Linked DNA regions of Homo sapiens: regions 1, 3, 4 and 5 are each linked to region 2. A link is a loop called in an ENCODE intact Hi-C map of the cell type or tissue named here. Cell type or tissue: OCI-LY7. All regions are shown on one strand.

The links. Peaks named below come from ENCODE experiments on the same cell type or tissue, not always from the same donor. Only the 100,000 strongest peaks of a DNase experiment are listed, where the experiment ranks them.
Region 1: it touches region 2 in a loop (2.9-fold over the local background); 5 of 110 quality-filtered maps call a loop at or near these places.
Region 3: it touches region 2 in a loop (2.2-fold over the local background); 3 of 110 quality-filtered maps call a loop at or near these places.
Region 4: a loop joins it to region 2, with 4 times the contacts of the local background. A loop is called at or near these places in 5 of 110 quality-filtered maps.
Region 5: a loop joins it to region 2, with 7 times the contacts of the local background. A loop is called at or near these places in 12 of 110 quality-filtered maps.

The regions. Positions count from the first base shown.
Region 1 is chr4:152,843,792-152,848,791 of GRCh38, forward strand. The region is part of intron 2 of ARFIP1 (ARF interacting protein 1); the gene reads left to right. Among named protein-coding and RNA genes, the nearest start is that of ARFIP1, 66 kb to the left of the region's middle. RefSeq lists enhancers at 1-561, 1-58, 3,414-3,914. In OCI-LY7, a CTCF peak has its summit at 3,104 (motif pointing right); a DNase peak (open chromatin) is centred at 3,110; H3K4me3 peaks cover 278 bases.
Region 2 is chr4:153,640,610-153,645,609 of GRCh38, forward strand. It overlaps the pseudogene LOC100419170. Among named protein-coding and RNA genes, the nearest start is that of TLR2, 41 kb to the right of the region's middle. RefSeq lists an enhancer at 1-123 and a silencer at 3,006-3,075. In OCI-LY7, CTCF peaks have their summits at 3,009 (motif pointing left), 3,208, 4,757 (motif pointing right) and 4,959; DNase peaks (open chromatin) are centred at 2,972 and 4,752; H3K27ac peaks cover 1,647 bases.
Region 3 is chr4:153,246,246-153,251,245 of GRCh38, forward strand. The region is part of intron 1 of TRIM2 (tripartite motif containing 2); the gene reads left to right. It overlaps LOC105377496 (a long non-coding RNA gene), which reads right to left and starts at 2,294. Exons shown (of 3, transcript XR_939360.4): 1 at 2,175-2,294; 2 at 569-803. RefSeq lists an enhancer at 3,437-3,486. In OCI-LY7, CTCF peaks have their summits at 2,828 and 3,035; a DNase peak (open chromatin) is centred at 3,056; H3K4me3 peaks cover 1,380 bases.
Region 4 is chr4:153,125,156-153,130,155 of GRCh38, forward strand. No RefSeq gene overlaps it. Among named protein-coding and RNA genes, the nearest start is that of TRIM2, 77 kb to the right of the region's middle. In OCI-LY7, a CTCF peak has its summit at 2,932 (motif pointing left); a DNase peak (open chromatin) is centred at 2,916.
Region 5 is chr4:153,431,310-153,436,309 of GRCh38, forward strand. No RefSeq gene overlaps it. Among named protein-coding and RNA genes, the nearest start is that of TMEM131L, 33 kb to the right of the region's middle. RefSeq lists an enhancer at 1,850-2,039. In OCI-LY7, a CTCF peak has its summit at 1,939; DNase peaks (open chromatin) are centred at 1,232, 1,982, 2,882 and 4,422; H3K4me3 peaks cover 3,751 bases; H3K27ac peaks cover 5,000 bases.

The sequences.
Region 1 (5,000 bases), 800 kb before region 2:
TTTCAAGGCAGAGAGCGTGATAGGCTTGAAAACCTGACCCAGGCTACCCACCTTCCAGCTGCGAAAGAAAAGGGCTTGGTTCTTGCATGGCCTGTGGAGTCTGCACACGGGATTTGTGCCCTCCCCTGACTTGTGGCCAGGAGGCTTCTACCACCGTTCAAATTGTTACAAAGTTCAGCTGGAGATTTCCTTCTCACTGTGGAGTTTTACCCCCTGCTCCTCTGGTCACCCTCCTGATGGATCCCTGTGGTACCAGGCAGGAATGGCCTGCTAGGGGACCCAGCGAGCTCCCAGGGCCTTTCTGCTGCTTCGTGTACCACTGTATTTCTCTTGGCTCTCTAAACTTGACTCAGCTTTAGGTAAAATCAGAAACTTCTCCCACGAACAGACCTTCAGCCTCTCCAGTGGGAGTGTGTTTGGGAGAGGAGGCTCTCCCTTTCCCACTTCCGTAGTTGGGGCACTCACAGTACTTGAGGTGTCTCCTGGGTCCTCCGGGAGCAGTCCGCTTCCTTCAGAGGGTCTGTGGGTCCTCTCGGGATTGCTGATTTGTTCTTGCAGTCAATCTGGAGCTAAAATTTACAATGAAAAGTTTTATTAGAATGAAGTGAATTAAACTGCAACATATCAGTATGAGTTATTTGCTTATTCAAAGCCAATAATTTCCTCCTTTGTGAATTGATTGATTGATTTAAATTAAATTCTCTTTTTAAAGATTCCCTTGCAATTATTTTACTTCCTATTGGAAGGCAGAAAAGGAAAACATAGGTTGTCTTGGTGGTCTCTCCTTATTGAATATGAACCTTATCAGTGGGCAAGCCTCCATAGAAGCAATAACCTATTTCACCTCCTTAAAGAAATTCAACATAATACAAATTAATTATTTCTGTTTGTACCTGCTGTTATTAAAAATAAACACATCAGATGACACAAACTAATAGGAAAACCTTCCATGTTCATGGTTTGAAAGAATCAATACCATTAAAATAGCCATACTGCCTAAAGCAGTCTACAGATTCAGTGCTTTTCTATTAAACTGCCAGTATCATTTTTTCACAGAACTAGAAAAAACTATCCTAAAATTCATATAGAACCAAAAAAAGAGTCCAAATAGCCAAAGGAATCCTAAGCAAAAAGAACAAGGCTGGAGGCATCACATTTTGCAACTTCAAACTATAAGGCTATAGTAACCAAAACATCATGGTACTGGTACAAAAACAGGCACATTGACCAATGAAACAGAATAGAGAACCCAGAAATAAAGCATCACACCTGTAGCCATCTGATTATTGACAAAGTCAACAAAAATAAGCAATGAGGAAAGGACTTTCTATTCAATAAATGGTGATGGAATAAATGGATAATCATGTGCAGAAGAATGAAACTGGACTGCTATCTTTCACCGTATATAAAAAATTACTTCAGATGGATTAAAGATTTAAAGATAAGACCTCAAAGTATAAAAATCCTACAAGAAAACCTAGGAAACACCATCTGGCCATTGACCTTGGGAAATAATTTATGAATAAATCCTCAAAAGAAATGGCAACAAAAACAAAATTGACAAGTAGGACCTAATTAAAGAGTTTCTGCATAGCAAAAGAAACTACCAACACAGTAAACAGACAGCCTACAGAATGGGAGAAAATATTTGCAGACTATGCATCTGACAAAGGTATAATATCCAGAATTTATAAGGAACTTAAACAATTGAACAAGCAAAAAACAACCCCATTAAACAAATGGGCAAAAGACATGAATAGACGCTTTTCAAAAGAAGACATACAAGTAGCCAACAAACATATGAAAAAATGCTCATCACTAATCATCAGAGAAATGCAAATCAAAACCACAATGAGATGCCATCTCACACCAGTCAGAATGGCTTTTATTAAAAAGACAAAAAATAACATACTGGCAAGGCTGCAGAGAAAAAGGGAACACTTATACACTGTTGATGGGAATGTAAATTAGTTCAACCACTGTGGAAAGCAGTTTGGAGATTTCCCAAGGAACTTAAAACTACCATCAGACCCAGCAATCCCATGACTGGGTATATATCCAAGAGAAAATAAATCATTCTACCAAAAAGACACATGCACTTGTATGTTCATCAGAGTGCTATTGACAGTCACAGAGTCATACAATCAATCTAGGTACCCATCAATGGTGGATTGGGTAAAGAAAATGTGGTAGATATACATCATTAAATACTGTGCAGCCATAAAAAAGAACAACATTATGTCTTTTGCAGGAACATGGATGCAACTGGAGGCCATCCACCTGTTTTTGTTGCTGCTGAATTAACACAGGAACAGAAAACCAAATACCATATATTCTCACTTATAAGTGCTAGCTAAACACTGGATACTCATGGACATAAAGATGGCAAGAATAGAAACTGGGAACGACTAGAGTAGGGAGGGAGAGAAGGGGGCAAAGGGTGAAAAACTATTGAATACTATGCTCAGTACCTGGGTGACAGTATCAATGGTACCCCAAACCTCAGCATAATGCAATGTATCTGAGTAACAAACCTGCACATGTAACCCCTGAATCTGAAATAAAAGTTGAAATTAAACGCACACACACGCACACACACACACAAAGAGCATATGAGTCATTTACATATTTAATAGTTTTGAATTAAAATAAAACTCAGCCATGTGCTCTCTTAACCCGTGAGTGAAAACAGTATTTCAGAAGCATCATTTGACTATTTTGAATAAATTCCCTCAAGATCTTTTAAGCATCTGTTTACCTCAATTTTGGCTTACTTTTCCCCATTTATTTTTCTGAGGAATAAATAGGAAAATTGCATTTAACTCCAAATTCATTTTTCTATTTTAATAGAGATAAAATTTTATAGAGAAAATAAGTATATTAATATATTTTATAGACTAGTGAAGAGATCTCATATGTAAAACTGAATCATAACCAAAGTTTTCTGAGGTACTTTACTTATATACATGTTTCTTTTATACTTGTTTAAAATCTTATAATGGCTTTTGTTGAATGCATAATGCACTTTTAAAAGTTTAGTCTGTTACATAAAATAAAAGTGGTAGGTTATTACGTTGTCGTAACCTGGCTGGCCAGCTGGTGTCACTGTGGCACAGGCAATGAAATTACAATTTTTTTTTTTTGTTCTTGTTTGTGTTTCTCATTGCAGATATTTGATTTTTCATTTTACTTCCTTTCTTAGTCTGTCCTAAGAGAGGCCCTGGTTAGCTTTACACTCAATATTCACATCTATGTAGAGATGATTTTGTCCTAGCAATCCCTTTGCCAGCAGTTTAGTCATTGCCTCGTATGTTAATGTTTTTAGGTTTGTTCTTTTTTTTTTTTTTTTTTTTTTTTGAGACAGAGTCTCACTCTGTCGCCCCCAGGCCGGAGTGCAATGGTGTGATCTCGGCTCACTGCAACCTCCGCCTCCCAGGTTCAAGCTGTTCTCCTGCCTCAGCCTCCCAAGTAGCTGGGACCACAGTCATGTGCCACCACGCCCGGCTAATTTTTGTATTTTCAGTGGTGACAGGGTTTCGCCATGTTGGCCAGGCTGGTCTTGAACTCTTGACCTCAGGTGATCCTCCTGCCCTGGTCCCCCAAAGTGCTGGGATTACAGGCATGAGCCACTGCACCCGGTGTCTTCTTTTTATTAAGATGGGGCAGCAACAGCCAGATGTGGAGAGGATAATCATCTTAGTATTATCTCAGTTTTTTACAGCAAAAATATTTCTGCTTCTAAATAAATGCATTTTATTTAGAAAATAAAAATAAAATTATTATTTTAAGAATTATTCTTTAAAATTATTCTTTTAAAAATTATTCTTTTAAAAAAGAGTATTACAATTTAATCTAAATAATTCAAATTACTCTGATTTGTAAACTGTGTGTAGTATTTGTAATGGATGCTGTTATAGTGCTGGTCAAAATTAATTAGAAATTTGCAACTCATACCATGAGTTTAAGAGCAGAAGCAAATCATACTAACTCCACATGGTTGAAACTTCTTGTGAATTAATTTATAGTTGGTAGATTTAAAGACATTGCCTCCTTAGACCTAGCTAAAATGGAATTTTTCCCGTGGAAGGCCCAAAACAAAAATCCACTAATGTAGGGTGTTTTTACCTATGAACACTTTCTCTAGCAAAATGTCCATACACAAACCTACCAAATTTTGCATTCAGATTTAGTGAGCTTAGGACCCCCTGAACCCTGCATAAGGGTTCTCAGGTTCCCTGAGTCTTAAGAACCCCCCACCTGTAAGTTTTAAGTGATATCACAGAGTATTCGTTCAGTAGAACTACCTTAGAGATCTCGGAGTCTCACTATGTTATTTTATAGTGGAGAAAAAAGGCCCTTGAAGTTGTTATGGAATTACCCAGTATTAATTAAATAGCTGTACCAAAAGCTTATGTGATTTGACTATAACTGCAGTGAGTGCAAGAGCGCTCTCTTTCATTACCTTATTTCCAGGGTTTGGTAACAGTTTTTGGCACTTACTACCAAAGAGGGCCTTTCAATAAATGGTGAATAAATGAATGTTTATTCACGTAAGAACGAGGACGAGGACTAGAAACCAGATTTTTAGACTTCTCTGAAAAACCAGGGAAGAGATATTGTAATCTTATATTTGATACATCTTGTGTCCTTAATTTCCCTGCATGTGGTATTTGGGTTTGTGAGTGTGAGTCTTTGTTGTTATAGTTTTATTTTTAATGATTTTGTTGAGCTAAGTCGTTTCTTCATTCCCTTGTACTTAGCAGTCTGCAATATCATACACTACGATCTGCAGAAGATTTGGGAAAGAAATACAAGAAATTGTTGGAACACTGTTCCTCCAACTCCTACCCCCACCAGTCACATGTTGTAACTTATTTATCTCCTTTTCCCAAGAGATTGGAATCACTGTTAGGTCAGAGATAGTGTGTATACACAGCACAAGTTTTGGTTCATAGTAGTTGCTCAATAAAAGAATGAATTCTAGTAAATAGACTTAAAAG
Region 2 (5,000 bases):
GGAAGGGGTGTGCCCTTCCCTTTCCCTCTATCCACTGGGAGAAATACTCAGTAGACTGGGGGCTGATGAGGACAGCACACTAGGGCCTTGCTAAAAGAGTGGTCTGTCCACTGCTTTGACTTCATCCCAGGGCTTGTTAGAAATGCAGATTTACTGCACCTGAATTCTCATTTCGTCAAGTTCCTCAGGTGATTTGTATGCACATCAAAGCCTAAGGAGCACTGCTATAGGGGAAGGATCAGCAGATTATGGCCTGTGGCCTGCTTTTTGAATAAAATTGTATTAGAACACAAACACTCAGTTACCTGCAAATACAGAGTTTTGGCAGGCACAGCCTAAAATAATTACTCTCTGGCCCTTTACAGAAAGTTTGCCGACCCCTGCTCCAGGTTAGAGAAGAGCAACAAGGTAAGTACCTGGGCCTTCTAAACCAGAGAGGCCCTTGCCATTCTAAGCCCTGGGCTCCTGCCCCGGGGACTGTGAAATGGAAGAGAAATAGATTGTCTTGTTTGAACTACTGTTGGGGATCTGTGTTGCAGTATCACAACTAATACAGCCTTGTCTGCTTGTCTGAGTGTTGTCTCTAGTACTCATGGTGGTATCTGGTGTACAGTAGTGTGTGTGAAGGAAAAAGTATGGGGAAGGATACAATTACCCAGTGGTTAAAGAAACGAGTCGTTTTTTCTGAGACAGAGTCTCACTCTGTTGCCCAGGGTGGAGTGTAGTGGTGTGATCATGGCTCACTGCAGCCTCCAACTCCTGGGCTTAAGTGATCTTCCCATCTCAGCCTCCCAAGTAGCTGGGATTACAGGTGCAAGCCATCACGTCCGGCTAATTTTTTATTTCTGTATTTTTTGTAGAGACGGGGTTTTGCCATGTTGCCAGGCTGGTCTTGAACTCCTGGGCTCAAGTGATCTGCCCTCCTCACCCTCTCAGAGTGTTGGGATTACGGGCGTGAGCCACCTTGCCCGGCCAGAAGTGAGTTTTAATTACTAGAGAATATTTCAATTATCCTATGGTTGTGAGACGAAGTACCACAGGCAAAGACAGGACTACAGTCCTTACAATGTGAACTTTCACACACCAGTCACCATGTATAGACATCCACGTGATGATTATTACACACTGGATTATGCTCATGCTGGGGGAAATGAGAACCACCTGAGTAATAAAGGAGGCGGGGAGAAAAACCACTGCTGGTTTCTAGAACTTTCCATTTTAGTAGAGGCTCCATTAAACAGCATATTCTTTGGGGCCAGGCTGCCTGGATTCTAACTCCAGCTTCACCACATACTTAACCTCTCCGTGCCTCAGTTTCCTCTTCTGTAAAACGGGGATGATAATAGCAACATACCTCATGCAGTTGTGAAGTTTAATGAATTAGCGTTTGGATGGTGTTTGGCACATAGCACCCCTAATTGACTACTCTTATTGAAACTGACCAAATTTTCCCACAAGCGGGGTGCCCATAGAACTGAAGCTTGAGAACTTACAGTGAAACGCACTGCTACCTGCTGACCGACTCCTCTTCCTTACCCCTCTCTAATTCCCATTTCCCCACAGTGGTTACAATGAGACACTAGACTCCTCATTCAACTGTCTGCTCCCTTGCCCCGCCTGTTTTCCTTCCTTGCTATATAAATCCTTAACTTTAGGCTTGGGGAAGGAACGGATTGGAGGTTTGGCTTCTGTTTCTTCGGCTGACATCACCCGTAATGCAATAAAGGCTTCTTCCCTGGCAACGCTTGTCATCTTAGCGATTGCCTCTCTGGTGAGCAATGGGGCCTAGACTGAACTGGTGTTTCGGTAACATTATTGTTCCATAAAATTGCTATGGTCAATTTAAATGAAAGAACATGAAACAACAGGAAAAATATAAAATTGGGCCTCAGTACTGGTGGGGGCAAGTGAGGCAGGCACTTTTATACATTGTGGGATGGGATTATAAATTGGTTGGCCATATATGTCATGCACCTTAAGAACTTCCAGGAAGTAACTTCTAAGGAAAATAGCAAAAGATATGCACAACAATTAGGTATTAGTGTTTTTTTAAATGCATTCATTATTGTAACTAACTTTCTCCCAAAATAGATTTATAGCATTTAATAATTAAAACACATACAACCAAAACATTGGGTAGATATAAACATATTTAAAAAATTACTAGTAAGTATGAAAATCAAAAACACAATTCCTAAGGTGGTGTTTTATTTTCCCTCCATTACTGGCTCTTTCCCCATTTGGAAGCTTCCTTCATGTTTTTTGAAGCTGAGCAAGGATGACATGACTCATGTCATGTATATTATACAATGTAAAGAACAAAACTGGCTGTGCGGTAGCTCACACCTATAATTCCAGTGATTTGGGAGGCCATGGTGGGAGGATAACTTGAGGCCAGGAGTTTGAGACCAGTCTGGGCAACAAAGTGAGACCCTATCTCTTTAAAAAAAAAAAAAAAAAAAAAAAGGAAACTAAAACAAGGCCACATTGATACATTGATTGGGCACTCTGGACAGAAAAAAAGTGATTGTACTGATGTGTAATTGATAGGTATGCTTGATAAAAAAAAAAAAGGATTCCATTTTTCATGACTTTTTAATGCGCTACATGATTCTGTGCATGACTTTCAGAGCACAATGATCATGTCTACTTGATTTCCTTCAAAAATTAAAAGAAAAATCTTTTACTTGAGAGGGTGAGGTGGGAGGATTGCTTGAGGCCAGGAGTTGGAGACCAGCCTGGGCAACATAGGGAGACTTTGTCTCTACAAAAAAATATAAATAAAAAATAAAAAGAGAAAGCTCCTAAGACTTCACTCAGTAGGTTATCCTACTAAAATAACTGGTTACTGATGGTTTCATGCAGTTCACAAAATTAACTGATGATTTTAGTTGCAGCTTTTATCTTCCTGACTTCTGCCACTCATGTCTCTGCTTTCACTTCCTGTATCCGCAATCTGACTGTGATATGTGATTATTAAAGGTATAGTCTATGTTGCCCCCTAGTGATTAATATGAACATAGGAAAAGTCCTGTAGACTTGCTCAGCTATTCAGAGCTGTGGATATGCTTCTTATCATGCAGAATCTACCTACTACTTTCCATCATTTTATTGTTTAAGTCCTTTAATAGCGTCAATTTTTACATTTTATTATGTTATTACACAAGTCCAAGCTAAACTGTTTATTCTATATAAAAGACAAGCAAAAACCAAGAAAACATTATAATCAATAAAATATTATCAAACAAGAAAAAGAAATACACCTCCTTTTAAAATTTATTTCTAACTCTATTTTTGTGGAGTGCTTTTAACCAGAGAAATAATTAACCTAAATGCATGGTCTATTAAAAGTTAATCGACCAGGCATGGTGGCTCACGCTTGTAATTCCAGCACTTTGGGAGGCTAAGGCGGGCAGATCACTTGAGGTCAGGAGTTTGAGACCCTCCTGGACAACATAGTGAAACCTCGTCTGTACTAAAATACAAAACTTAGCTGGCTGTGGTGGTGCATGCCTGTAATCCCAGCTACTCGGGAAGCTGAAGCAGGAGAATTGCTTCAACCCGGAAGGCAGAGGTTGCAGTTGGCCAAGATTGCGCCATTGCACTCCAGCTTGGGTGACAGAGTGAGACTCCATCTCAAAAAAAAAAGAAAAGAAAAGAAAAAATCACTTTTCTTACTTTAGTATTTCCTGAATATAAAGAATGACAGGCAGGATTGAATACCTTGTGAAAAAGTCTGAGATAATGCACAGTGATGCTGTCTATGTATTAAGTCTTGTGAGGCCTTCATCTATAAGTTTTTCCTTACCCCTTTGGTGGGCCCCCTCAGCCCAGCTTTTTTTTTTTTTAAAGGACAGGGTCTCACTCTGTTGCCTAGGCTGGAGTGCAGCAGCACAATTTTGGCTCACTGCAGACTCAACCTCCAGGGCTCGAGTAATCCTCCCACCTCAGCCTCCCAAGTAGCTGGGATCACAAGAATGTGCCACCACACCCAGCTAATTCCTTATTTCTTATAGAGACAGAGTCTTACTATATTGCCTAGGCTGGTCTCAAATTCCTGGGCTCAAGTGATCTTCCCACCTCAGCCTCTGAGTAGCTAGGACTACAGGCATGCACCACCATACTCGGCTAATTTTTGTATTCTTACTGTAGAGACATGGGGTCTCACTTTGTTGCCTAGGTTGGTCTTGAACTCCTGGGCTCGAGTGATTCTCCTGCCTTGGCCTCCCAAAGTGCTGGGATTACAGGCTTGAGCTATGTGCCCAACCTCCTTTGATTTTTTGTTTTTCTTCTGTTTGCTTTACTCATAGGAAAAAACATATACATTTATAAATCCTGATTCAAAGACTACTTTTGTGTGAGGGTATTGAGTTTGCTTTTTTTTCTCCTTTCATCTAGGTCATGTGGCCTTTGGGAGATATGTGTGTGTGTGAGGGGTAGGATGTGTGTTTAATTTTTTAAATTTATATTTTGGTGCTGTATGTTGTGAAAGATTTGCTCATAGTGGATCAATGAACCATCTTTTCTAGGCAGTTTTGTTGAAAATGAAGGTTTCTCTTTGATTTCAAGAATGACCAAATTAAAAAACAAAAACAAGGTATTAATTTTCTATTGCTACCATAAAAAATTCTCACAAACTTAGTGGCTTAAAACAACACAAACTTAGTTTTGTATATCAGAAATCTGACACCTATCTCCCTGGGCTAAAATCAAGCTGTGGCAGGGCTGCATTCCTTTCTGGAGGCTCTAGGGGGCAGTCTGTTTCTGTCCTGGCCTTTTCTAGCTCCTAGAGGCCATCCACATTCCTTGGCTTGTGGCCTCTTCCTCTGTTGTCAGAGCCAGGAACGCAGCATCTCCCTGACCTTTCTTCCATCTCACATCCTTTTCTCTGACCACAGCTGGGAAAGGTTCACTTATTTTAAGGACTCCTGTGATTAGACTGGGCCCATCTTAAGGTTCTTAATTTAATCACATATTTTATTATGTAGAGTCACATATTC
Region 3 (5,000 bases), 390 kb before region 2:
AAAAAGTATCTCTTTTACTTTTTACAGATGAAGAAAAGGAGGGTAAGAGAGGTGGTGTAATTTGGCCAAAATCACACTGTTGGGCAGTATCAGAGCTGGGATTTGTACCCACATTTGTCTGATTCCAGAGCCTGGATTCTTATCCACCACAGAACACCAACATGCCTGTATTTCCTAGGTGGGTCTGAAGTAGAGGCCACAGATAAAAATTGTTAATTGTCTGAAGCTTAATTAACTTCTATTTCAAGTAATTTAATTTAGTTTATTATTTGAGATTTAGTATCTGTCTCTGTTATGAGAATGTGTACATTCCTTAAGGATAGTGACTATCTGTGGCTCCTAACACAGTGCCTAGCACATAGTAGAAGCTAAGTTAAAAATCTGTTGAATGAAGTGGATAGGGAGTAGGAAAGAGGGTGGGAGAAAGGGGGAGGAAGAATAGAGGATGAGAGACATTATCAAGGAAGAGTCAGGGTGCCTAGCATTGGCCCTAAGGTCATGGATGGCTCTGCTTGGCACTGGGCTCACCCTGACCAAGGGCTCACAACACCCTCGGGTCAGGCCTCACCTGACCGTGCACACATTCCATCTGCTGCTGCTTGACTTCTATTCTTCCGCCCTTGCTCTTCCCCTCTGCCTCTGGTGGCCTTGTGGCTTCCTGGCACTGGTCCAGATGCAATGCCAACCTTGAGAGGCGCATCAATGTTTGTTTAGAGTGCATTCATTTGGAGGAGGATGTGGAAGTGAGGCCTCCCGTTCTCATGTCCAGAGACGATGACTTACATCAAAGGGCAAAACTGACGCTGGAAGGGGACCAAAAGGAATCATTTCTCTTCTGATCTTTTTAAGAAGGCTGCTGGCTCTAAGGGAGAGATGCTGGCCACTGAGGACTCATTTCCACAGGCCGCTGACCAGCACAAAAGTCCAGGTTTCTTTCTCATGAGAACCAGTGGCAGGTAGGCATGAACAGACTCTCTTCCTTCCTGGGACTGGCCTGGGACTAGAGTTAGTGTGAGACCTCAGCAAGAGTAACAAAGTAGCACTGCAGCCTCTCAGCTGTGTCAAAAACAGCAGGGAGACACCAGTGCTAAGTGGGTGAGGATGCAGAGGGAGGCTGTGTCCAGCCTGGTGTGATAAAAGTGTTTAGGCACCAGGCGCGGTCACTCACGCCTGTAGTCCCAGCACTTCGGGAGGCCGAGGCAGGCAGATCATTTAAGGTCAGGAGTTTGAGATCAGCCTGGCCAACATGCCAAAACCCCGTCTCTACTAAAAATACAAAAAAATTAGCTGGACATGGTGGCACATGCCTGTAATCCCAGCTACTCAGGAGGCTGAGGCAGGAGAATTGCTTGCACCCAGGAGGCTGAGGTTGCTGTGAGCTGAGATAGCGCCACCACACTCCAGCCTGGGAAACAGAGTGAGACTCTGTCTCAAAAAAAAAAAAAAAAAAAAAAAACTGTATAGGCATATCTCTTCTGATTTTGCATGATTCTGCTCGCTATCATTTATTGATGTATTTTATTTGGCTTATGAAAAGGTGATGAAGTGTAGTGTTTTATTAAACTATTCATATGCCCAAAAAAACCCCACAAATGCTTACTGAATCCTTAAATGAGCCCAGCTCCAGGAGTAAAAAAAGTGAATTATCAGTCATTTCTAAAGGAACTCATAAATCTAGTAGTGGCCATAATAATGATAGTAATAATTTATGTTCTGACTGCTTATGATGCATCAGGCATTGGATCATGTGTTTTTTTTTTTTTTTTTTGAGATGGAGTCTCGCTCTGTCCCCCAGGCTGGAGTGCGGTGACACAGTCTCTGCTCACTGGCGCGTCCGCCTCTGGGATTCAAGCGATTCTTGTGCTTCAGCCTCCTGAATAGCTGGGATTACAGGCGCCTGCCACCATGCCCGGCTAATTTTTATACTTTTAATAGAGACAGGGTTTCACCATGTTGGCCAGGCTAGTCTTGAACTCCTGAGCTCAGGTGATCCACCTGTCTCAGCCTCCCAAAGTGCTGAGATTACAGGCGTGAGCCACCGCACCCGGCCTAGATCAGGTTCTTTACATAGACTAAACAAACCATTTCCTTCTCCTAACAACGCTATGTAGTCAGTACCCTTGTCATCCCCCGTACACTTGAGGTAATTGAGGAATACAGGTTAAATTACTTACCCAGGGTTATACAACTTGTAAGTGGCAGAGCCAGGATCCAAACCCATTCTTGGCTCTAGAGCCCATCCTCTTCTCCACTACCGCACCTGAGACTTACTGTGTGTTAGGCATGGGGCTGACAGTGACACACTGGATCATTTAATCATCACAATGGCATTAGGAGGTAGCATTTTACAAACGAGCTAACAGACAGGCAAGGAGCAACCTGCAGATAAAGCAAATCCAGATATGTCTCCAGAGCCCGTGCCTTAATCGCAGATGCATTCTGACTTTCATCATAGGATTCTAATCGTGGATGAAAGTGACCCTGAGTTGTAGTGCCAGGCAGGTTGCTTAGGAAAATACTCTTCTGGTAACATGTTGGAGGGGCAGCCTTCTGAGGATGGTGTCAGATTCCCCTGTCCTCTGATTAGCTCCCTCTGCCAAGGTGCCCAGGCTCCTACTTCAGTGTCACCTCCAGGTTTCAAAGCATGGAAACCCAAGCATGTTACTCGGAGAAAGTCCCACCCCCAGCATGGGCGCATCGGCTTAGAACCCTCCAGGGTTAGCAGGCAAAGAGCTGTGGACCCCGGACACGGGAAAAGGCCACAGTCGGGAGAACTCCTGTTGCTGGAGGGCCAGGCGGGGGCGATCCCCAGGGCTCCCAGCTTTTAATGCTGTCACCGCGGGCCTTACTCCCTCCTCTTCCCCACATCGCCACCACTTGAATCAGTTCTTTTACAAAGTGGTTCTATTTCCTGGTGAGACAAAAAGGTTAGAAAAGGAAACCTAGAGGGGGTGGGGGAAAGACAGAGGTTCGGAATACCGGCGCGCAATCGCCATCTGGGTGGAGGGGACCCGCCTTCTTTTCTTCCGCCTGAGCGCAGCTCGGCTCCCGCCTCGGGGCGGGGCCTGTTGCTATGGAGCCCGGGCCCCGGCAGAGCCTGCGGGGTGAAAGCCCCTAGGGCTCCGCCTGGCATGCGTGGCCGGGGCTGTCTGAGATTTCCCCAGGTCGGTGGTTATGACCGCAGGATGGAATCGTAGAGGTCGGGTGATTTGGTCAGTAGAGAGGAACATTTGCGAGGTTCTCTCTGAATTACATGTTGGTCTAAAAGTAATCCACTATCTGGGACCGAGAGGAAAGCATGTGTGGAAGAGGCAGGCATTATTAGCAGCGCGTCCGCCTCGGCCACCTCCCTGCTCCCGCCTCGGCCACCTCCCTGCTCCCGCCCCGGCCCTGGGGGCCTCTGTTCAGCCTCCACCAGCTCAGTCGCCCACGGAGACTCCCGAACTCTTAAATCCCAGCCCTGTAGTCAAAACCACTGCATTAATTAAACAAGGTAAACTGGTGAGGCAAGCAGGAACTTGACACCGCCTTGAATTTAATTGTTAAAATGAGAAGTGTGGTAATGGAGCTCTGCTTAAGAGAAAAACAATACTTGATACCGATGTGCACATCGATGTGGACACGGATGCAATCAGGAACCCATAGTTAGCACCGGGAGATTACATTCCGGGTATACTCAAGATAGATAGAGTCAACTTTGAATTCTCGAGGCCAAGCAATGGGCGAAACAAAAGAGCTTTGTGTTTGCGTGCTTTTGCTTTTTGTTACAGTCAGAGCAGGACAAAGAATAATGAAGGAGTAGACATGTTATTACTTGGGCATTTAATAATCAGTGCATGGCAGAGCCTTGTGTTTTGCTTGTCTTTTTTTTTTTCTTTTCTTTTCTTTTTTAAAGACAGGGCCTCACTCTGTCACCCAGACTGGAGTACAGAGGCCCCATCTCAGCTTACTACAACCTCAGCTTCTTGGGTTCAAGTGATTCTCCTGCCTCAGCCTCCCAAGTAGCTGGGACTACAGGCACGCGCCACCATGCCTGGCTAATTTATGTATTTTTAGTAGTGACGGGGTTTTGCCATGTTGACCAGGCTGGTCTCGAGCGCCTGATCTCAAGGGATCTGCCCACCTTGGCCTCCAAAAGTGCTGGGATTACAGGCGTGAGCCACCACACCAGGCCTACTTCAGTCTTTTCTACAAAACTACAGAACTCCCTATCAAGAGTAATGCTAGAGAAGGAATATTAATGGGATGGTTTGTTAGTACCTAGAAAAAAAAGCATCCTGAGTTCCATAAGAATAAATGATACCAGACCAACCAAAATTCCTCCTTGGATAGGGTTGCTGGGCATGAATTTATGTCCAATATGAGTCAATATGAGAAAAGTGCCAGGACCTCAGAGGTAATTAATAGAAGGATAGAGCCTGGAGCAAGCAAAGTGATGGTCTTGCTCTGCTCTGTGCTGGGCAGATCCCACCTGGATATGTCTTCAGTTTGGGGCAGCTCCCTGTGGGAAACATACTGGGCAGGGAGTCAGGGGTGCTTGACCTGGGTCACCTTTACTGCAAATACAGCCCGGCTGCAAAGGGCTATCCTGATCCTTGAGACTCTGAGCTGAAGGCAGATAACTCAGTCCCCAGGAGTGATTTTGAGAGGTTCTGTTTGTGTCATTTATTTTTTTGTCACCAGTGCCTTGTATACCACCTGGCACACAATCACTTGTGCAATGTATAACATTAAAGGGTCATCTGAAGGCCAGGCCACTTCTGGTGTGAATTCTTGGGTTGGAACTGGGTCAGCTGGTTCCCAATTAATCTACTCCTATCCACATAACCCCAATAGGTTAAGGCCAACTTGCACCTTTTCTCTTTTAAGGATGCTTAAGAGAAAGTCCTTTCTGCTTCATTCACCATTACTTCCTGACAGTCCTGTTTGTCCTTAAAACCTCCCCCACAGCCACTAATGAATGATCCCAACCCCTAAACATAGGAGGCCTCACCAGGGCT
Region 4 (5,000 bases), 520 kb before region 2:
GGTGATCTCCAAGGTCCCTATATGTCATCTAAATGCTAGGGAAGGATCTGGCAAGCTCTTTTTTTCGTCTTCTTCTTGAGACGGAGTCTTACTCTGTCACCCAGGCTGGAGTGCAGTGAGGCGATCTTGACTCACTGCAGCCTCCACCTCCTGGGCTCAAGCGATCCTCCCACCTCAGCCTCCCAAGCAGCTGGGATTACAGGCACCCGCCACCACACTCAACTAATTTTTGTAGTTTTAGTAGTTTAGTAGAGACAGGATTTCTACCATGCTGGCCAGGCTGGTCTCGAACTCCTGGCCTCAGGTGATCTGCCCACCTCAGCCTCCCAAAGTGCTGGGATTAGAGGCGTGAGCCATGGTACCTGGCCCAGTGAGCTCCTTAGACTCTTCTGCCTGTCACGACTTGACAGCTGTGGCTTAACGCTGACACAGTGCAGTGTCTCCAACCTCGGTTCATTCACAGTCCCCCTGGATTGGTTTCTACGGCCTTTTGGTGGCTGTAAATTCCTTTGAGAATCTGGTGAAAGCAAAGGGTCACCTCTCAGGACAAAGGAAACATATTTATAACCACACATTTTGCAGATGACTTTAGAGCATTTCAGCCCCCTTAAGGGTCCATCCTTAAGGCCCCAGGATCAAAACTCCCACACTTGAAAACGAGCAGGAAGTAACTGGAGTTGAAGTTAAAAATGGCACCAAGGGAAGATGTGATCAGAGGGAAGGGTGAGCTTGGGCTGAATAGGGCTTGGGTCTGCAGAGGGTCTGCAGAGGGTCTGTAGGCTGCCTAGGCCTCAGCCTGGTTTCCTAAGCCAAAAGTAGGCAGTCAAGACAGCTCAGCGAGCCAGGCAGCAGGTGTGGGGAAGGCATGCTGGGGAGGGCTCTCTCATTTGCCTGTCCCCTGATTTTGCTCGTGGAGACCCTCCTGGGTGTGGGCAGGCAGAGATACACCTGAGTCCTGTCTCACACCTGAGTCCTGTCTCACACCTTCAGAGGGCTCCTACCTGAGCAATCTGCCCCATAGGGAAAATGACTGCTGAGAGCAACAGCTCTCAACTCCTTAGTAGCCCTCATACTGAGGTGCACCTGATCTTTTCTAAATGCCTTAAAGCTTGCGTGCTCCAAGTCTAGCTGCTTTCTTTATATATGGAGACTCTTGCATCTTAAAAGGAGACTTGGCCAGGAGTGGTGACTCATACTTATAATCCCAATGCTTTGGGAGGCCGAGGTGGGAAGTTCACTGGAGCCCAGGAGTTTTATACCAGTCTGAGCAACATGGCAAAACCCCCATATCTACAAAAAATTTAAAAATTAGCTGGGCATGGTGTCTCGCATTTGTAGTCCCAGCTATTCGGGAGGCTGAAGTAGGAGGATCACTTGAGCCCAGAAATTCGAAGCTGCAGCAAACCATGATCATGCATCACTGCACTCCAGCCTGGGTGACAGAGCTAGACCCTGTCTCAACAAAAAGGCTGGGGAGACTCATTTAATTCAATACCTTAAGGTCCCCTAGGCCAGTAGATATCTGTATAGATAGAACTCCAAGGAGCTCAAAGCTTTTAACCTAATTGCTTCTAAATATACCTTTTGGAAAGGCATGCTGAAGTTAAATGTAATACTTTCAAACAGACCCTAAGAAAAAGCTGTGGCTGAATACTTCTCACACACGAATCTGATGGCTGTTTCCCGTTCTGGGTCTTTGCCCCAAATTCGCTAATGCCTCACTATAACTCATGCAGAGGAGCTTATTTTCCTAAGACTTCTTGCCTGTTGCTCTTCAGCACCGTTCACTCTCCTTTAGTCTGTTGGGGGACAGTTAACCCACCTTTCTGGGGCAGCCAGATCTACCTCTTTATAGGTTAAAAGCCCTGTTGTTTGCTGTAGAAAAGAAAATGCACAGGAGACCTCAGAAACTCATGTCAATATTAGGAGCTTGAAGACCCGTAAGTAAACAAGGGGGCTGGGTTTTCCTTTTGTGTGTTTGCTTTGAGTTGCCTGCTCTGAGATATTGCTATCTTTGCCTTTGCTGAGGAATATTTACTGCTTTCTTAAAAGCTGACCATGAAAGTGGCTATAACTAAGTTTTAAAAAGCTTTATCAGGCCAGGCGCCATGGCTCACGCCTGTAATCCCAGCACTTTGGGAGGCTGAGGTAGGCAGATCACTTGAGGTCAGGAGTTCGAGACCATCCTGGCCAACATGGAGCAACCCCATCTCTAGTAAAAATACAAAAACTTAGCTGGGCGTGGTGGTGCGCGCTTGTAATCTCAGCACTCGCGAGGCTGAGGCAGGAGAATCGCCTGAACCCGGGAGACGGAGGTTGCAGTGCAGCCGAGATTGCGCCACTGTACTCCAGCCTGGGCTACAGAGTAAGACTCTGTCTCAGAAAAAAAAAAAAAAAGCATTATCATTTGAGTGGAGCTATTCATGTGGATGAGATGCGTTTTTCACTGGTAATGAGAGCAAACAAAGTGAGGGGTGAGAATACGAGGCATTATTTGGGGGAATGCAGTGTCCCACCACGATCTTACAAAATGGAGCATCTATACTTTTGTCTCTACTATGTACTGGTTTTGGATTCAGCGATGCCCACCTGTATCTCATAACGGGAAAACACAACTCAGGCAGAATTGACTGTTGAATAAATAGGCATTACCCGGATGGAATTACACCAAGCAAACGATATCTGTTTTAAAAACAGCTGCTTTCCAGTTTGTTTTTTACAATGTAATATTCAGCCTGCCTGTGACCAGCTGTGGCTGAGTTGTAGGGTGTTCGTGGAGATTATGGGAGGCAGCGTTAAATGTTGCGTTTCTTTTGCTTTTTAAAATCCACCCTTTTGTTCTGTCCTCAGAGAGGAATGTGCATCTTTTGTTCTTAGCTACTCAGCTTCGGCCGGGTCTGGCGGCGCCTTTGAGTAACATGGGCAACGCGCGCCCTCTTCTGGACAATCCACTAATTGCAAATTCTGTAAAGCATTGGTCTGGTTATCAAGCGGGCCCTGAATTTGAATGTTCTTGGTAGAGAACACAAAAGAAATTATGACATGTTCCCTGCATTCAAAGGGCCTGCTTTTATGTTAGAAGATTAAACAGCTTGCTTTGGGATTTTCAGTGTGATTTGGAGAGACCAGAGAATATATTCTTTTAATCGTGTTTCTTAAAAAGGTATTTCTTTTATAGCCAAAATTTCATTTTAAAAATCTAACGATTTATTTTCTTTCTCTATTTGAATTATTTTTGAATTTATATGATTTAAACGGCTTCCTGGCCTGGCGCAATGGCTCTCACCTGTAATCCAAGCACTTTGGGAGGCTGAGGCAGAAGGATCGCTTGAGCCCAAGAGTTCCAGACCAGCCTGGGTAACATAGAGAGACCCTGTCTGTACAAAAAATACAAAAATTAGCCAGGCATGGCGGCCATTTCTCTAGTCCCAGCTACTCAGGAGGCTGAAGTGGGAGAGTCCCTTGAGCCTGGGAGTTCCAGGCTGCAGGGCACTGTGATCGCGCCCCTGCACCCCAGCTTGGACAACAGAGCAAGACCCTATCCCTAAAAAACAAACAAACAAAGCCTTCCTTTTAAAAGAGTAGAAACAAGATAAATAGCAAAGGTGTGTAGGACATTTGTTTTCAGTAAAGATAACTGGATCTTTAAAATCACTACATGAAGATCAATTATTCCATGTAAATCCCAAATAAAATCAATAATTTATCACAAAGTGCTTAGAGCAATATTCTCTACTCCCCTAAAGTCCTGTTTATCAAAAGTGAAACATTTATTTCAGTCTCTCCAGACTGAAGATTACAGAGCAAAATACTCTGTATTTACTTTTTTTTTTCACTCAGCCGAGAAGAGGGGAATAGAATCCCCATGGCCTTGCCATTCCCTTAACCTCACTTGTGGGACTGTTCAGTTTGTGGATCATCAGCAAATTTCTGGTCTATCACTCAGTAACATAAGACCTTGGGAAGATTACTTAAAGTTTGTAAATCTCAGTCTCACTATATGAAAAAGGGGGATAATAGTGGGGGGAATTAAATGAGCTAACCTGTGGTAGGTGCTGGGCCAGTGCCTTGCATTTAATAAATGTTCAATAAATGTTAGCCACCACCATCACCACCACCACTACCACCATCACCACAACTGCCACCATTACCCCCACCACCACTACTGTCACCACTGCCATCACCACCATCAGCATCACCACCACCATTACCACCACCACCAACATACCACTACCTCCACCATAACCACTACCACCACCACCATCACCACCACCATACCACTACCACCATCACCACCACCACCATCACCACCACCACCACCATCACCACCACCACCACCAGCATCACCACCATCACCACCACCACCACCATCACCACCATCACCACCACCATCACCACCATCACCACCACCACCACCACCATCACCATTACCACCATCACCACCCCCACCACCACCACCACCATCACCACCACCACCATCACCACTACCACCACCAGCATCACCATCACCACCACCTTCACCACCACCATCACCATCACCAACATCACCACCCCCCCACCACCATCAACACCATCACCACCACCATCACTACCATCACCACCATCACCAACACCACCATCACCATTACCACCATCACCACCCCCACCACCACCATCACCACCATCACCACCACCATCACCACCATATCACTACCACCACCACCACTACCATCACCACCATCACCACCCCCACCACCACCATCAACACCATCACCACCACCATCACCACCACCACCATCACCATTACCACCATCACCACCCCCACCACCACCATCACCACCATATCACTATCACTACCACCACCACCACCACCACTACCATCACCACCATCACCACCACCACTACCACTACCATATCACTATCACTACCACCACCACCACCACCACTACCATCACCACCATCACCACCACCACTACCACTACCATATCACTATCACTACCACCACCACCACCACCACTACC
Region 5 (5,000 bases), 210 kb before region 2:
GGAAACCATTGAGTGGTTTAGGATCTGTATTTTTAAAATCACCCTGGGCTGGACGTAGTGGCTCACGCCTGTAATCCCAACACTTTGGGAGGCCAAGGTGGGCGGACCACTTGAGGCCAGGAGTTCAAAACCAGCCTGGCCAACATGGCGAAACCTTGTCTCTACTAAAAATACAAAAATCAGCTGGGTATGGTGGCATACGCCCATAATCCCAGCTACTCAGGAGGCTGATGCACGAGAATCACTTCAACCCGGGAAAGCAGAGGTTGCAGTGAGCCGAGATCGTGCTGCCGTACTCCAGTCTCGGTGACAAAGTGAGACTCCATGTCAAAAAGAAAAAATAAATAAATAAATAAATAATTAAGTCCAGCCGCCGTGGTTTACACCTGTAATCCCAGCACTTTGGGAGGCCAAGGCAGGCAGATCACAAGGTCAAGAGACTGAGACCATCCTGGCCAACATGATGAAACCCCGTCTCTACTAAAAATGCCAAAATTAGCTGGGCGTGGTAGCACGCGCCTGTAGTCCCAGCTACTTGAGAGGCTGAGGCAGGAGAATCACTTAAACCCAGGGGGCAGAGGTTGCAGTGAGCCAAGATCATGCCACTGCACTCCAGCCTGGGTGACAGAGCAAGACTGCGTCTCAAAAAAACAAAACAAAACAAAACACAGAAAATGCAAGCCAGGCATAGTGGTTCACACCTGTAATCCCAGCACTTTAGGAGGCTGAGGCAGGAGGATTGCTTGAGCCCAGGAGTTCGAGACCAGCCTTGGCAACATAATAAAACCCTGTCTTTACAAAAAAAAAAAAAAAAAATTAGCTGAGCATGGTAGCATGGGCTTGTAGTCCCAGCTACTGGGGGTGCTGAGGAAGGAGGGTCACTTGAGCCCAAGAGGTTGAGGCTGTGGTGACCAAGAACCTGTCTCGAACAAGCAAGCAAAAAAGAAAAACAAAGTGCAGAAATAAACTTTAGTGTAGCATGTCCAGGCAATTCTACACACTTTGGAATAGCGGGGTGTGAATGAATGAGGGTTAACCATGCCACCACCCTATAATGAAAAGATACAGGAGGGGTGGGTTTTCAGTCCAAGTCAGAGTCATTTAAACAGAGTCAACTGAGATGAGGCTTAGAAGCTCATGTAGGGGATAGGTTTGGAATTTTTTTTTTTTTTTTTTTGAGACAGAGTCTCACTGTATCACCTAGGCTGGAGTTCAGTGGTATGATGTTGACTCACTGCAACCTCCACTTCCTGGGTTCAGGCGATTCTCCTGCCTTGGCCTCCTGAGTAGCTGGTACTACAAGGGCATACCACTACACCTGGCTAATTTTGTATTTTTTGGTAGAGAAGGGGTTTTACATGTTGGCCAGGCTGGTCTCAAACTCCTGACCTTAGATGATCTGCATACCTCGGCCTCCCAAAGTGCTGGAATTTTTTTATGTTTTTATTTTTATTTATTTTTATTTTTTTGAGCCAGCATCTCACTCTTTCACCCAGGCTGGAATGCTGTGGCACTGGCATGGCTCACTGCAGCCTCCAACTCCTGGGCTCAAGGGATCCTTCCACCTCAGCCTCCCAAGTACATAGGACTACAGGCCAGCTGCACCATGCCTGGCTAATTAAAAAAAAAAAAATTATAGAGACAGAATCTCACTAGGTTGACCGGGCTGGTCTTGAACTCCTGGCCTCAAGCAATTCTCCTGACTCAGCCTCCTGGGTAGCTGGGATTACAGGTATGAGCCACAGGATTGGAATTTTTGACAGGAATTTTTGAAGGCCCTAATGAGGTTTTTGGCTTCAGAGGTAACTTACGCAATAAAGCTCTATTTCATTTTTACTTTTCGAAAAGCCACCGTTGAGGTGAAATGGGGACCCGTAGCTCCAGAGAAACAGCGGGAGGCACAACCTCCTCTGTGAAATTCCTCTGTGAGTAGCCAGAGAGCGCCAGAGAACTCTGGTGGTGGAGAGCAAATGAAAGCAGCCAGAAGGGAAACCGGAAATTCTCGCCCAAGGTCTGTGGTGTGAAAAAGTGCCAAGAATGACCAATGAGAACTGCAAATATGAAGAGTAATACTGAAAGTAGAGCATTGTGTTTGGTATAAAGACAGCCTGCCAATGCCTTTTTTGAAATGGAACTCAAGACATGAAGACAGCCAAGCATGGCGTGCCTGTAGTCCCAGCTACTTGGGAGGTTGAGGTAGGAGGACTGCTTGAGCCCAGGAGTTTGAGGCCACCTTGGGCAACACAGTGAGATCTTGCCTCTAAAAAATAAACAAATGAAAAATAAAGATGTGAAGGCAGAGAAAGTAGCAGTAGCAGGTAGACAAACCCAGGAGAGGTGTCGGGGAGAAATGAAAGGGAAATGACAGGGAAGGAAGAGGAGAAAGCATTACTCCCACGTGGGGATTTCTTATGGGAGGGGAAGTGAAAACCACAGAAATTGAAAGAGGAACTTGGGGACCAGAAGGCTTTATTTCCCAGTGTGCTCCCCAACACCCCTTCCCCAAAAGAAACCATCATGTTTGGGGAAAGGTACAAAGGAAATGTCCTATTTGTGCTTAGACTCTGATTTTGAGACTGGGTAAGTTGCCCTTTCCTTGATAGGGGATTGCCTAGGTTGAAACGGTAGGAGGGAGTGTTCCCAGAGTGGAATGCAGCCCGACTGTGTTCAGAAGAAGCATGAAGGTCCCATTCTACTTTGATACTAATACTTGAAAAAGGAGAAAAAATTACAAACTGCCGCTTTTTATGTGGTATTCATGAGGGAAGGAAAGGGGGTGGGAAAGCAGGAGGAAAGCACCATGTAAATCAAGTCTTCCAAGAACTTATTTTATCAAGCATTTAATCAGCTCTTGCTCAAGGCTAATCATAAAAATAAACTGCGCATTTTTACCTGCTGCAGGCAGCTTGCAAACTGCAGGTGTGTTTCAAGAAAGCCACTGTCAAGTCCCCAGTTGCAATTCAAAAGATATTAACTAAGAGCTAAACCAAATTATGGGTCTTACATTATGTTATAAGAACCAGACATAAATTACCACCCAGTTAAAATATCTAGAAATGAGCCAGCAAATGAACTGTCACCAGATGAAGGCCTACACTTTAAAAAAATGTTTTACTTTGTGGTTAAATATATATGAGTAAAATCTACCATTTTAACCATTTTTAAGTGTGCGGTTCAATGGCATCAAGTACATTCACATTGTGCAGCCATCCCACCATCCATCTCCACAACTATTTTCCTCTTCCCAAACTGAAACTCTGTACCCATTAACAATAACTCCCCATTCCCCCCTCTCCCCAGCCCGTGGCAACCACCATTCTACTTTCTGTCACATGAACTGACTACTGTAGGTACCTCGAATGATTGGAATCATACAGAATTTGGCCCTTGTGATTATTCAATAATGCATAATGTTCACCCATGATGTAGCAGGTGTCAGAATTTCCTTTTTTAGGCTGAATGCGCCTACACTTTTTAAAGGGAGACATGATATTAAAAATCATTTTCTAAAAAAATTGCATATCCACATCATTTTTTTAAAACTGCCACAGCACGGCCGGGCACGGTGGCTCACACCTGTAATCCCAGCACTTTGGGAGGCCGAGGCAGGCAGATCACGAGGTCAGGAGTTTGAGACCAGCCTAGCCAACATGGCGAAACCCCGTCTCTACTAAAAATACAAAAAAAAAAAAAAATCAGCTGGGCTTGGTGGCGGGCTCCTGTAATCCCAGCTACTTGGGAGGCTGAGGCAGGACAATCGCTTGAACCCAGGAAGGTGGAGGTTGCAGTGAGCCGAGATCGCGCCACTTGCACTCCAGCCTGTGTGACAAGAGCAAGACTCCATCTCAAAAAAACAAAACAAAACAAAAAAACTGCCACAGCATTGAATAGGCTTTTTAGCATTCATTAGGTTGCAAAAGGAGGCTGGAGCTGGGCTTCAAGGTAGCATTGTTCAAAGTCCTCTTACTTTCTAGGGTGGGATTTTTGTTGTTGTTGTTGTTGTTGTGTTTCCTTTTGTTTTGTTTTTTGAGAGGGAGTCTCACTCTTGTCGTCCAGGCTGGAGTGCAGTGGTGCGATCTCGGCTCACTGCAACCTCCTCCTCCCGGGTTCAAGCTTCTCCTGCCTCAGCCCCCTGAGTAGCTGGGATTACAAGCGCCCGCCACCACACTCGGCTAATTTTTGTACTTTTAGTAAAGACAGGGTTTCGCCATGTTGGCCAGGATGGTCTCGAACTCCTGACCTCAGGTGATCCGCCCACCTTGGCCTTCCAAAGTGCTGGGATTACAGGCGTGAGCCACCGCTCCCGGCCTGTTGTTTTTTAGAGAGGGCTCTCCCTGTGTCGCCCAGGCAAGAGTGCAGTGGCTATTCACAGGTGCAATCACGGCGCACGGCAGCCTGGAACTCCTGGCCTCAAGTGATCCTCCTGCGTCAGCCTCCAAAGTAGCTGAGACTACAGGTGTGTGCCACTGCACCCAGTTTAGGGTGAGTTATTCTTAATCTCACAGGCAAGAGACCAAATTTAGACACTTCCCTCAGTTAGTGGATGAAACTGAGCATTCAACTAAATCCTCTATCCCTTTGATCCCCGTTTCCCTCCCCTCTCCGAACCTTTACCCCCACAATGGTTTTCTGTTTGGAATACACGGTAACAAAACTAGGAGGAGGCATGCGTCTGTGCTTTCAAGTGGAATTTACCATTACAATAAAGTTATCACCATTGGAAGATATCAATTTGACATCCATGGCCTCGGGGCCTCCTCAGCCACCACAGGGTTTCTCCTCTCCATACACTGTTCTTATGAAATTCTGCTTTGCTTCCCCCAAAACTTCAGTAGTTTCTCATCAGCCCCGCAGTCACTGTAGCCAGGTCCCTGCCTAACATTTTATTTTATTTTGTTTTGTTTTATTTATTTATTTATTTATTTTTGAGACAGAGTCTAACTCTGTCGCCCAGGCTGGAGTGCAGTGGCGCGATCTTGGCTCACTGCAACCTCAGTCTG